2 separate regions of the Homo sapiens genome follow, and region 1 is linked to region 2. A link is a contact called in ENCODE Hi-C data. All regions are on one chromosome and are shown on one strand. Each heading gives the region's core, a stretch centred on a gene start or an enhancer-like site at or near the end of the contact. The rest is flanking DNA. Distances are from core to core; before and after follow the strand shown. Region 1 holds the start of SLC25A38 (solute carrier family 25 member 38). Region 2 holds the start of ACVR2B (activin A receptor type 2B).

Region 1 (5,115 bases), core at 2,069-4,568, 930 kb before region 2:
TCTCTTGCCTTGGTGACGGCCACCAATTTTTTACCCATTTGTCATCTATATGACCCCTCTAATCCACTCTTTACCCTGAAGCCATAGTCATCTTCTGTTTTATTATTTATTTAGAGACAAGGTCTTGCTCTGATGCCTAGGCTGGAGTGTAGTGGCACAATCATGGCTCACTGCCAACCATGACCTCTCAGGCTCAGGTGATCCTCCCACCTCAGCCTCACGAGTAGCTGGGACCACAGGTGTGTGTCACCGTGCCCAGCTAATTTTTTTGTAGAGACGGGGTTTCGCTATGTTGCACAGGCTGGTCTCAAACTCCTGGACTCAAGCAATCTGCTCACCTCTGCCTCCCAAAGTGTTAGCATTATAGGTGTGGGCCACCATGCCCCGCCTGAGTCATCTTTTAAAACTGCAAATTTGATCATGCTGCTTTCAGAAATAAAACCCTTCAATGAAAGATAATGTTTTGTGAAATTTGAAGTTACTAGCTTAAAAACAAGACCAAAAAAAAAGATGGAATAAAAATACAAGTAATGACAAATGTATTAGGAGCTACAGAGTATCCCACAAATTTGTCATTAATACTAATTGAATTATAATTTTAAAAAACCCAACCAAACCAATACCCTTTAATTGGTTCATATTCCTCTCAGGATAAAGTCCAAACTGCTGGTTGCAGGGCCTTTCATGTATCACAGGGCTCCTGCTAACCGTTTTGGCCTATGTTCTCACCCTCCCACTAACACACTCTGCAGCCATACTGGAGGACTCCGCCTTACTTTCACCTCTGAAAACTCTGACATGTTGTTATGCCCTAGCACCGGTCTTGCTCCCTAACTCCCCCATGTCCAAGTTCAGTGCCTCTCCTTCCGGCTTCTACAGCAACACCTGTCCCCATCTCCCTTATGACTGCGTGTCAAAGACAGAATAGTCACAACTCCTGCCTGTCTTGTTCATGGTGATATCTCAAGAACTGACCTCGGAGCCTGGTGCACAGTAGGTGTTCAGCAGTGACAGCGGAATGAATCTTACCACCTAACAGGAAACCTTATGCTCTCCCTTTGAGCACAATCCCACATGATAGGGCTCGGTGGGCCCTGCATGACTCATCCCAGGATGGGTTAATCTCCCCCACCTCTCTCCAGGCCCCTTGCTCCAGCAAGGCTATAGGAATGACCTGCAGTTAGTTTCTGGGCAGTTATGTTAGGCGCTGCTTCCCCAGTGCTCACACAGGTGCTGTGTGGAATTTGTTTTAAAACAAATTTGCTGCTGTCCTTGACCTTCCCACCCTTGATTGCAGGAAATATCTTCTTAACGTCTTTTATTTCACAGCACAGTGATTAGACATGTTATTGGCTCAAGTTATTGAGCCAATAACTTTTTTAGCTTTGTACTTTTCCCAGTCCATTAGCACAGAGCAGATGTTATTTATACTAGCAGTATAGATCAACTTCTAATAGGCAAAAACAAGACAACAACAACAACAAAAACCATCCCAACAGGTAATACTGAATGGTCTTAAGATTTTTGTCAATGGTGAATGGCACACATCCTTTGCGAGTGAACTTAACTTTTAAAAAGTAGCTCAAGGCCAAGCGCGGTGGCTCACACTTGTAATCCTAGCACTTTAGGAGGCCGAGGCAGACGGATCACTTGAGGTCAGGAGTTCAAGACCAGCCTGGCCAACATGGTGAAACCCTCTCTCTACTAAAAATACAAAAACTAGCCGGGCGTGGTGGCGCACGCCTGTAATCCCAGCAACGTGGGAGACTGAGACAGGAAAAATACTTGAACCCGGGAGTCAGAGGTTGCAGTTGAGCCGAGATCACGCCACTGCACTCCAGCGCGGGCGACAGGGCGAGACTCTGTCTCAAAAAAAAAAAAAAAGAAAAAAGAAAAGAAAGCTCAAAAATATATTCAAGGTAAATAAAAAAGTAGTTTCTTTTTAAGGGGAGAAAGAAGAGGGCATAAACAATAATACGCACACGAAATAAGTAGCACATAAGAGTACAAACTGGATCCACAAGCAATTCCTACTGCCCTGAAAAAACTATCCTAAGTCCAATTCACATCTGGAGGCGAGGGCTGGAGAGCCCTGAAAAAGGTAAGCAGGTTTTCAAAGACGTCAACGTAAAGTCGCCACCGCCGCCGTCTCCGCCTTTAAGGATTAAAAAAAAAAATAAAAGCCGCCCCTACCTCGGGCGCAAGACCTCAGAGGGAGAGCTGCGGCAGCTGCAGTGGCCTCAGGCCTTTAGCGTCTAAAGACTGGTTGCACCCCGACTCCACCTACCGGGCAACCACGCCGCCAGCCCCGCCTCCGCCTCCACCAATAGCGGCCCGGCGGCCCGGGCACGATGACCAATCGAACGCCGGAGGAGGCGTGGCGTCGCTGGGGGACCACGCGCCGTCCCAACAGGCTGGAAGGGTGCCGCCACGACTGGCCCCTCCAGGTAGGCCGCCGCCCGCGGGCGCACAGCGCTACCCGGCCAGCTCGCTGCGGCATCAACGGCTTCTCAGCGTCAGCGCTATTATCAGGCCTTGTGACCGTCCCAAATCTGCCCGGGTGCCCTTCCACCTGGCAGCCTACTCGCACCTTGTGGGGGCCGCGCGGGCACACTCCCCGGCACGCGTCCAGTCCAGGCCCCGGCAATTCCGCCCTTTACCGGGACATCGGCCCTACAGCGCCTGCCCCCAGGGCTGGCCTGCAGCTCCTGGCCTCTCCTCACTCCCTGCCCCCTTCTCAATTCCCTTAGTCAGACTCCTCTCCCGCCGCATCCTAAATCCTGAGCGCACCCTGGGGCGCGGAAAAGGGTAGCCGAGCCTTAGCAACGCCCCGAATTCTCCGGCCCGAGCCCGCGGTTCGGACCCCTGCCCTTCCTTCCCCGCAGTGCCCTCACCATAAGCGTTTCCACCGTGTCTCCGACATCTTGGGGTTGCAGCAGCGACGGACGTGAGTTCTGAATCATTGGAGATGAGGCCCGCGAGTCCTCTGGGCCCAGGGTGCCGTCGACGGGCGCTTGGGCCCAGCCCTGGAGGCCTTGAAGAAGGCTAGGGGGTGGCGCTAGCCAGGCGACGCGCTTTAAGCCGCGGGCTCTCTGACGTCTGCGCCTATAAGCACGCAGCCGCCGGGGTTCGGATCCTGCTAGTCCAGGGGCTGCGGGCGCGGAACAATCTTGCTGCGGGAATTACGCGCCGCTCTTCACCCGCGCCGCAGACTCCGCGGCTCTGCTCTCCTGCCCATCCTGCCCTGCTGCAGGCTTCAGCACCGTAGGAGATGAGGTTCTGTGTATCCCGGGGTGGAGGAAGCGCCGGAGGAACTCTGTAGAAGGGGAGATTTCGCTTCCGGGTGGGACGCTTGTCACGTGAGGGTGTTCTGAGTGCCACCTGGTGAAAACGCCCAGAACTGAAGGATCCGCGCTTCCTTGCACCCAGAACTTAATGGAGCGTCTGCAGGGAACTTTGCTTTTGCGTGGAACGTCTGAACGTATTTACAATCCAGACCTGGTCTGCCCAGTAAGGCAGCCACTAGCCAACGTGGGCTATTGATTTATTAATTGATACATTAATTTTAATTATATTAAAACAAGCAGTGTGGAATGCTTTCTCCTTAAACAGGCGTTTTTTTGTTTTGTTGTTTTTTTTTCAGGACCATATTTCCCTTTAAATGCTGAAAATTTAGTGTGGAATTGATATGTACTGTATGCATAAACCACACGCTGGATGTCTAAGACTGGTGAGGTAAAATCTCAATAATTTTTATATGTTGAAATGATATTTTGGATATATTGGGTTAGGTGAAATATTAAAATTAACTTCAGGCCGGGGGCAGTGGCCCAGGCCTGTAATCTCAGCACTTTGTGAGGCCTAGTCTGGAGGATTGCTTGAGGGAGCCAAGGAGTTGGAGACCAGCGTGGACGACAAAGCAAGACCCCGTCTCTAAAACAAATAATAATAACTTCATGTGTTTCTTTTTAAATGTGGCTAGTAAAACATTTAAACTTTAACATGTGGCTCCCATTACATTTCTGTAGGACAGCGCTGGTCTAGTTGGTCAAAATTCTGGTTTATTGCTCACCTGGAATCTGTCAATGGCTTTTTTGGTCTCCCAACTTCCCCTTATGCCTGTCTGGCTGATCCATGGAAAAGCATTACTGCTGGGATCCTGACACTCCTGTTGAAAATGCAGTGGCCCTGGTAATAAAGTCCAAGCTTTTCATAGCAACCTTCGCTACTTTCCACCTTCATTCATCACCCAAGAACTAGATCAGAAAGGAAAGTGACTTAGGGAGCAAGATAATATTTTTTCAGGCTTCATTCCTGTGCTTCTGAGGTACATAGAACAGGAAGGAAAGTGGTCCCAGAGGAGGTTATTCCCAGAAAGGATTAAGGAAAGTATAAACATTAAAAAAAAAAAAAAAATTACAGGCCGGGTGCGGTGGCTCACGCCTGTAATCCCAGCACTTTGGGAGGCCGAGGCGAGCCGATCACGAGGTCAGGAGATCGAGACCATCCTGGCTAACATGGTGAAATCCCGTCTCTGCTAAAAATATAGCCGGGTGTGGTGGCAGGCGCCTGTAGTCCCAGCTACTCGGGAGGCTGAAGCAGGAGAATGGCGTGAACCCAGGAAGTGGAGCTTGCAGTGGGCCGAGATCGTGCCACTGCACTGCAGCCTGGGCGACAGAGCGAGACTCCATCTCAAAAAACAAAACGAAACAAAATTACAAACCTGCCTGGTGATTGAATACTTTGCTACCCTTTGTTCTAAGCTGCAAGGCTTATTTTTCTTTGTGCAGTAGTGATGTTGATAACTATGCACTGAAACTTCTTTTTAAAGGAAGACCTAATTCCACCCTGACACCCACCCCCGCTGCACTGATTCCATAAGACAAGAATCCCTACTTTTGAGAAATCATGGGTTGGCGTATTTTAGAGACTGCTCTTGGCCACTCTGGGTGTGGGAACACAGGTGGGATCTAGAGTGAAAGCCGGCCCTCCACTCCCTCACCCTTCCAGGTATGCCTGCTTGGCTGTGGGCTCAGAAGAAATGGGCTGGCTTTCAAGGGTGGCAGCTGGCAGATTTCCCTCCTCTGTATCTGCTCCTGCCATGCTTACTCATAA
Region 2 (5,629 bases), core at 848-3,347:
TGTCTTGGGAGGAAGCTCTCCTAAAGGCCTGGGCTTGGAAGAGCCCCAGCACTTCCAGGGATCAGGCACCCAGCGGGTCTGGAGGCAGTCAGGTGGGCTGCGGTCTGCCTATCAAGTCAGCTTGCTGCCGCCCTCCCTCTAGCAGACCAATGCCTCCCCTTTCACTTTCGAGCACTCCTTCTTGGGGAAAAGGCATCCCAAGGGAGCGGGGCAAAAAAGAGCAGAAAGTCCAACACGACCACCACTTCGCCTCCAAGAAGCGGCTCCAGGAGAGCTGCAACGCCCTCTTCCATACGGTACTCAGGTGCCAGCTGGTCTTTGCCCTTCGGTTTCCGGACTCAGGCTGCGCGCGCGCGCGCTACTACCCTACAGAACTCACTCGCTTTCGGTGTAAACTAAGCCTCACGACGACGCACAGGAGAAGGTAGAACCAGGGTGGGAATGGGACGCAGATCCCAAATCCCCACCCCCGCAGCAGCGTGGGGACTCCGGCCCCGCCCCTGCACGCCCGGCCCCGCCCCTCGAGGGTTTCCCAGACTCCAGGCGGCTGCCACCGAGGGCGGCGGGGGACCCGCGCTGCATGTGTAATGGGGGCTGGGAACAAAGACGCGCAGGACCCGGCGGCCGGGTACCAGCCGCCCCGACCTTCTCGCCAGAGCTTCAATGCCCAGCTCCCCACGTTTCCCAGGACTGGCCAGGGGACGTCCCGGCGCGCCCGCCGGGGTTAGGCGCACCCCGGCACCACTGAGAGAGGGAAATCGGTGCTTGGACCGTAGGAGAAACAAGCTTTCCAGGCGGAACTCCGCTTGTTTACGCCCGCGCCCACATACCCCCAAACACACATGCGCTGGCCGAACACCTCCAGCCACACGCCCGCAGCCGCGGGCGAGCTGAGCGCTGGTCACCCACCCCGCCACGTGCCTCCTGGAGGCCCGAAGGAAGAGGGACCTGTTGGGTTTTCCATCTTACCCACCCCCTCCCCTCCCAAGTGCCCAAACAAAGCGGTCCCGCGAAGCGACCACACTCCGCATCCCGGGGCCAACGGCAGGGAAAGAGGGAGCAGGTGGGAGCCAGCACCAACAGCCCGCCGGGCCGGTAACGCGACGCAGACTGGTGGCAAGAGATGCAGGGGACTTTGGGCTGCGTGAAGCCGCCCCCTTCGCTTCGCTACACTTAGTGACTCTGAGGGACATGCAACCCTCCCCGCATGCTGCTGCTGCTGCTGCACCTACAATCCTGCCACCCCCAATGAGATCTGCCCACCCCTCTTGGCCGCCTTCCCCACGCTCAGGTTTTCCTCACTCTTTCCCTGGGTTCCACGCGCCCGCGTAGCCCGAACTCCGACCCTGAGGCTCCGCGTCCCGGCCCCCATCGCAGGGGCGCCTCTAGGAACCAGAATCCCGCAGATGACTGCACAGACAAGATCGTGCCCCCAAGTTCGGCGAGCCGGGCGCCCACCGCGCCCCCAGCCCACGCCCCCGGAGGTGAGGGCTGAATACAGGTGGTGCGGCGACGAGGCCCCGGGCCCGCCCTTTGTTGGTAAACACCGCGCGGCGCCAGAGGCCAGCCCCGCGCGCCCTCTCGGCGTCCCCGCGCCGCGCCCAGTTCTTACCGGCGCACAGCGATCCCCAGAGGAGGGCGAGGGCCACCCAGGGCGCCGTCATGTTCCGCGGCGCCGCCCCGCGCACACCCGGAGCCCGCGGGCAGGGCCGCACGGCGCTCCCGGGGCGCGCAGGGCCAGGCGGCGGCTGCGCTCTCCTTCCCGCTCCTTCCTTCGGTCTCGTTCCCTGCGCGCTTCCTGCGCCTTCGTCCCCGAGCAGCGTTCGGGCTCCAAGGGCCGGTCGGCGGGGCCGGGCTCAGGGCCGCTGCGGGCGGCGCAGGCTGCGGCCCGGGCTCCGGGGCGACGCGGGGGCCGGGGGGCGGCGGCGGGGCACGGGCCGGGGCGCGCCCGACTCAGGCATAGCGCGGCGGGGCTGGGCCCGGGCCCCGGGCGCAGGGGCCGAGTCCGGAGGGGCCATGAACGGGGGGAGGGGTGGGGGGGAGGGGAGCTGAACCGAGTCCAAAATGGCTCCTGAGCGGCGGCCACGGAGCCGAGCCAGCGGGGAAACCCGGATGTTGGATACAAAGAGGCGGGCGGGCTGGGCGGGGAGGGGGAGGGGAGGCGGGCCCTCCGGCCGCGTGGTCCGCGCCCCCCTGAGGGGCGGGGCCCCAGAGAAACAACAACACGGAGGCCCCGCCCCCATCCCGCGCCCTGTGGGAGGACGCGCGTGCACCAACTTGCTGGAGGACAGGGCGGGGCGCGCGGACGGAGGTGGCGGGAATGGGCTCCTGACCACTTTGCCCGGGAGCCTGTGGCCACTGCACTCGCAATTAGTGCCCCGCACGCTCGAGCCCAAGCTCCTGACACATGCTGCCCTACAACCCCGGAATGAGTGGATAGTCCCGGGACTCTGGCCCAGACGCCTCTGTGCCTTGGATTCCCCACCTGTGCAATGGGGGTGACAGTGAACCGTGGGAAAGTCGGATCTCTACTGATGGGCGAATTAAGTGGCAGAAAGAGGCTGACTTCCCTGAATTGACAAGCAGTCTCCCGTCTGCAATCCCTTGCCACACACTCAAAGGCACAGCTAGGGCGGGGAGTGGTCATTTAAACCCAACCAAGTGAGGGAGCGGGCAGAGTCCCGCCCCTCTAAGCCCAGCAGGTGGAAAAGGGCCTCTGGCAACCTGCTGGCCCTCCCTAATCCTATCTTGTCTTCTGCAGTTCCTGCGCCACCCACAGCGGCCCTGAGCTTCAATCTGCACTTTCAAAACTTCCCAGTTGCCTCCAGAGCCCTGCAGTTGAAGATCTTGTCTAGCACATGGTTTTGCTGTTTTCCTCACCCCGAACTCCCTCCTTGGAGGGCCATCGTTCTCTGTCTCAGATTCCACCCTCCTTATCACACAACTAGAGCTTCGGAGGAACGTGATGGGGCTCCCAACTAAGGAGGGAAAGACCATCATAGCTCAGGGATGAGGCTCCGAGATCCTCAGATAACATTAATTGTCCTCTGTCTTCTCTTGACTTGGCACATCCTTGCTTGGAGCAGGGCAGGAGCAGCTGAAAGGGAGGTGGCACCTGGAGGTCTCAGTCATTTCACTTCTCTGAGCCTCAGTTTTCCCATATGCAAAGTGAAGAGGTACACTCCCTCAGGGTTTTGCATCTTCTTAATGGCAGAAACCTAGTCAAACAAAATATTATGTAAATGTTCACTATAGGCAGGGCGAGGTGGCTCAAACCTGTAATTCCAGCACTTTTAGAGGCCCAGGAGGCTCTTGAGGTCAGGAGTTCGAGACCAGCCTGACCAACATGGCAAAAACCTGTCTCTACTAAATAATACAAAAATTAGCTGGGCATGGTGACACACACCTGTAATTCCAACTACTCGGTAGGAGGCTGAGGCAGGAGAATCGCTTGAACACAGGAGGGAGGCGGAGGTTGCAGTGAGCTGAGATTGCACCACTGCACTCCATCCTAGGTGACAGAGTGAGACTCTCTCTCAAAAAAAAAACAAGTTTATAAAGGAATGTATATTGTTCTGATTGACATTGAAATAGGGTCAACTACCCCCGGTCACCAGAGCAGCAGGAACACCTCAGGGGCCACACTTTGGAGGCACTGCCCAGAAAGATTTCTGGGTCTTTAAAAGTCCCTTCCAGTCCTGGGAAATTCTATGTGAAAATGATGGTCCCTGCTTGCTATAATCCCTACAGGTGACTTATTATCTAAGCCATTTAACACAGGATTGAATACTATGCGACTGTGTGCCAAGCAAGAAGCAGTGTTGTATGGGACACCCTAGCTGTGTATAAGGTATCTGGTAATAACACAGGAGGCCACAGTGATAGACTGTGATAACGGAAGTAATTCCATATCCAGTTTAAGTGTCTTTTCTAGGGAGTATAAATCGTTATCTCCATTCCAATATGGACTGAAAGGTATCGACTTTTATCCATGTGCCAAAAATTAGATTGGCTGGTTCCTCTCTTCTACTCCATACCAGGTCAGGTATCATAATAAGGACTCAGAGTGGTCCAAGCTGCCCAAATATCTGTGTCTTCCACTCTGACCTGTCTGGGAACCCCAAATTTATATCCAACTGCTTACTTGACAACTGCAGTTGGTAGCCTATCAGGCATCTCAAATTTGACCTAGCCAAAGCAGAAGTCCTCATTTTCCCCGTAAATCTCCTCCCCAGTTTTCCCTGTCTGAATCAATGGCATAAGCAACTACACCATTGCTCAAATCAGAACCTTATGAGTCCTACTGAAACCAGCCAAAGAGTCCCATAGACAGTTGTTTTTGTTTTTGTTTTTGTTTTTGTTTTTGAGACAGAGTTTGGCTCTTATTGCCCTCACTGGAGTGCAGTGGCACGATCTCGGCTCACTGCGACCTCCACCTCCTGAGTTCAAGTGATTCTCCTGCCGCAGCCTCCCAAGTAGCTGGAATTACAGGCACGCCACCATGCCCAGCTAAGTTTTGTATTTTTAGTAGATACAGGGTTTCATCATGTTGGCCAGGCTGGTCTTGAACTCCCAACTTCAGGTGACCTGCCTGCCTCAGCCTCCCAAAGTGCTGGGATTATAGAAGTTGACCCTTTTGCAGTTAAAGCTGGAAACTTACTTGTTTTATCCGAGTTCCTTCCTCAGGAAAGGACCTTCAGGCCTCTCACAAAAAGTATCAAAGAACTGAAGCCATAAAAAGTATCAAAAGAACTGAAACCAGATCACTGCACTAGATGCTGGGCCCCTCAGTCACCATGATTGCTTCCTTGCCCCTCCCATGTTCCTGTTTTCTTACATATTGTTACATTTCTTTCCTGCTATATAAACCCTTGGTTTTGGTCAGTCAAGGAGATGGATTTGAGACTGCACTCCCATCTCCTTGGCTGCAGCACCTGATTAAAGCCTTCTTCCTTGGCAATACTTGTCATCTCAGTGATTGGCTTTCTGTGCACCGAGCAGCAGGACCTAGACCAAACCCCTGGTGTTTCGGTAACAATACTTGATTCCTCCCATATACAGTCCATCAGCAAAATAGCCTCAAAAGTGTATCCACCATCCGACTACTTTTTTCCATGTACACTACTGCAACATTGTCTTATATCTGGACTGTTGCAATAGCAGTGAACCAGAAGGGAGCTTAACTGGTCCTCTGAATTCATTCTTGCCTTAAATAAATCTTCCATATAGTAACCAAAGTGATTCCCTGCCATCATTTTGATCATGAGCTCATCAAGCAAATACTAGGCTGGTTGAGAAAGGTGATAATGGATATTTGAAAAACGAGTTCTATTTGGGTTTTCTGTTCTTTTGAACGACTACAAGATTGCTAAATATCACATTTGGTATCAGACATCGGGTGACCAAAAACTGAAAGGCAAAAAAAATCTGAAACCCCAAATGTCTGCTGTAGAATTTATGGCAGTGAATTCTGCCATTAAGGCATTCAGTGTGTTAGGACCACTATTCCCTGGCTTCCCCACCCTTCAACAATCAAGACCAGAAACCAAGGAATTGAGAAGAATCAGTTGAACATGACATTCTTTAGTATCAAGCTATGGAAGAAGATGGAAAACTATAGCATTGTAAT

Evidence for each region. Hi-C counts contacts between places; a loop is a spot of excess contacts on that map. Pooled maps may share reads with other maps.
Region 1: a pooled map shows a loop between it and region 2 (6-fold over the local background). The contact joins the promoter of SLC25A38 here to the promoter of ACVR2B in region 2. A Hi-C loop is called at or near these places in 1 of 168 maps with a recorded cell type or tissue (ovary) and 7 of 50 pooled maps.

Annotation. Positions count from the first base shown.
Region 1 is chr3:39,381,573-39,386,687 of GRCh38, reverse strand. It overlaps SLC25A38 (solute carrier family 25 member 38), which reads right to left and starts at 3,318. Exons shown (of 7, transcript NM_017875.4): 1 at 2,895-3,318. The coding sequence starts at 2,963. It overlaps LOC105377644 (a long non-coding RNA gene), which reads left to right and starts at 2,363. Exons shown (of 3, transcript XR_007096252.1): 1 at 2,363-2,447; 2 at 3,644-3,735. RefSeq lists enhancers at 2,110-2,179, 2,650-2,699, 2,710-2,809, 2,830-3,009 and a silencer at 2,270-2,419.
Region 2 is chr3:38,450,358-38,455,986 of GRCh38, reverse strand. It overlaps ACVR2B (activin A receptor type 2B), which reads right to left and starts at 2,097. Exons shown (of 11, transcript NM_001106.4): 1 at 1,613-2,097. The coding sequence starts at 1,664. It overlaps ACVR2B-AS1 (ACVR2B antisense RNA 1), which reads left to right and starts at 1,167. Exons shown (of 2, transcript NR_028389.1): 1 at 1,167-1,484; 2 at 2,762-4,960. It also overlaps a transcript of XYLB not described here. RefSeq lists silencers at 428-607, 1,418-1,697, 2,118-2,237, 2,248-2,297 and enhancers at 243-827, 828-1,411, 2,016-2,515.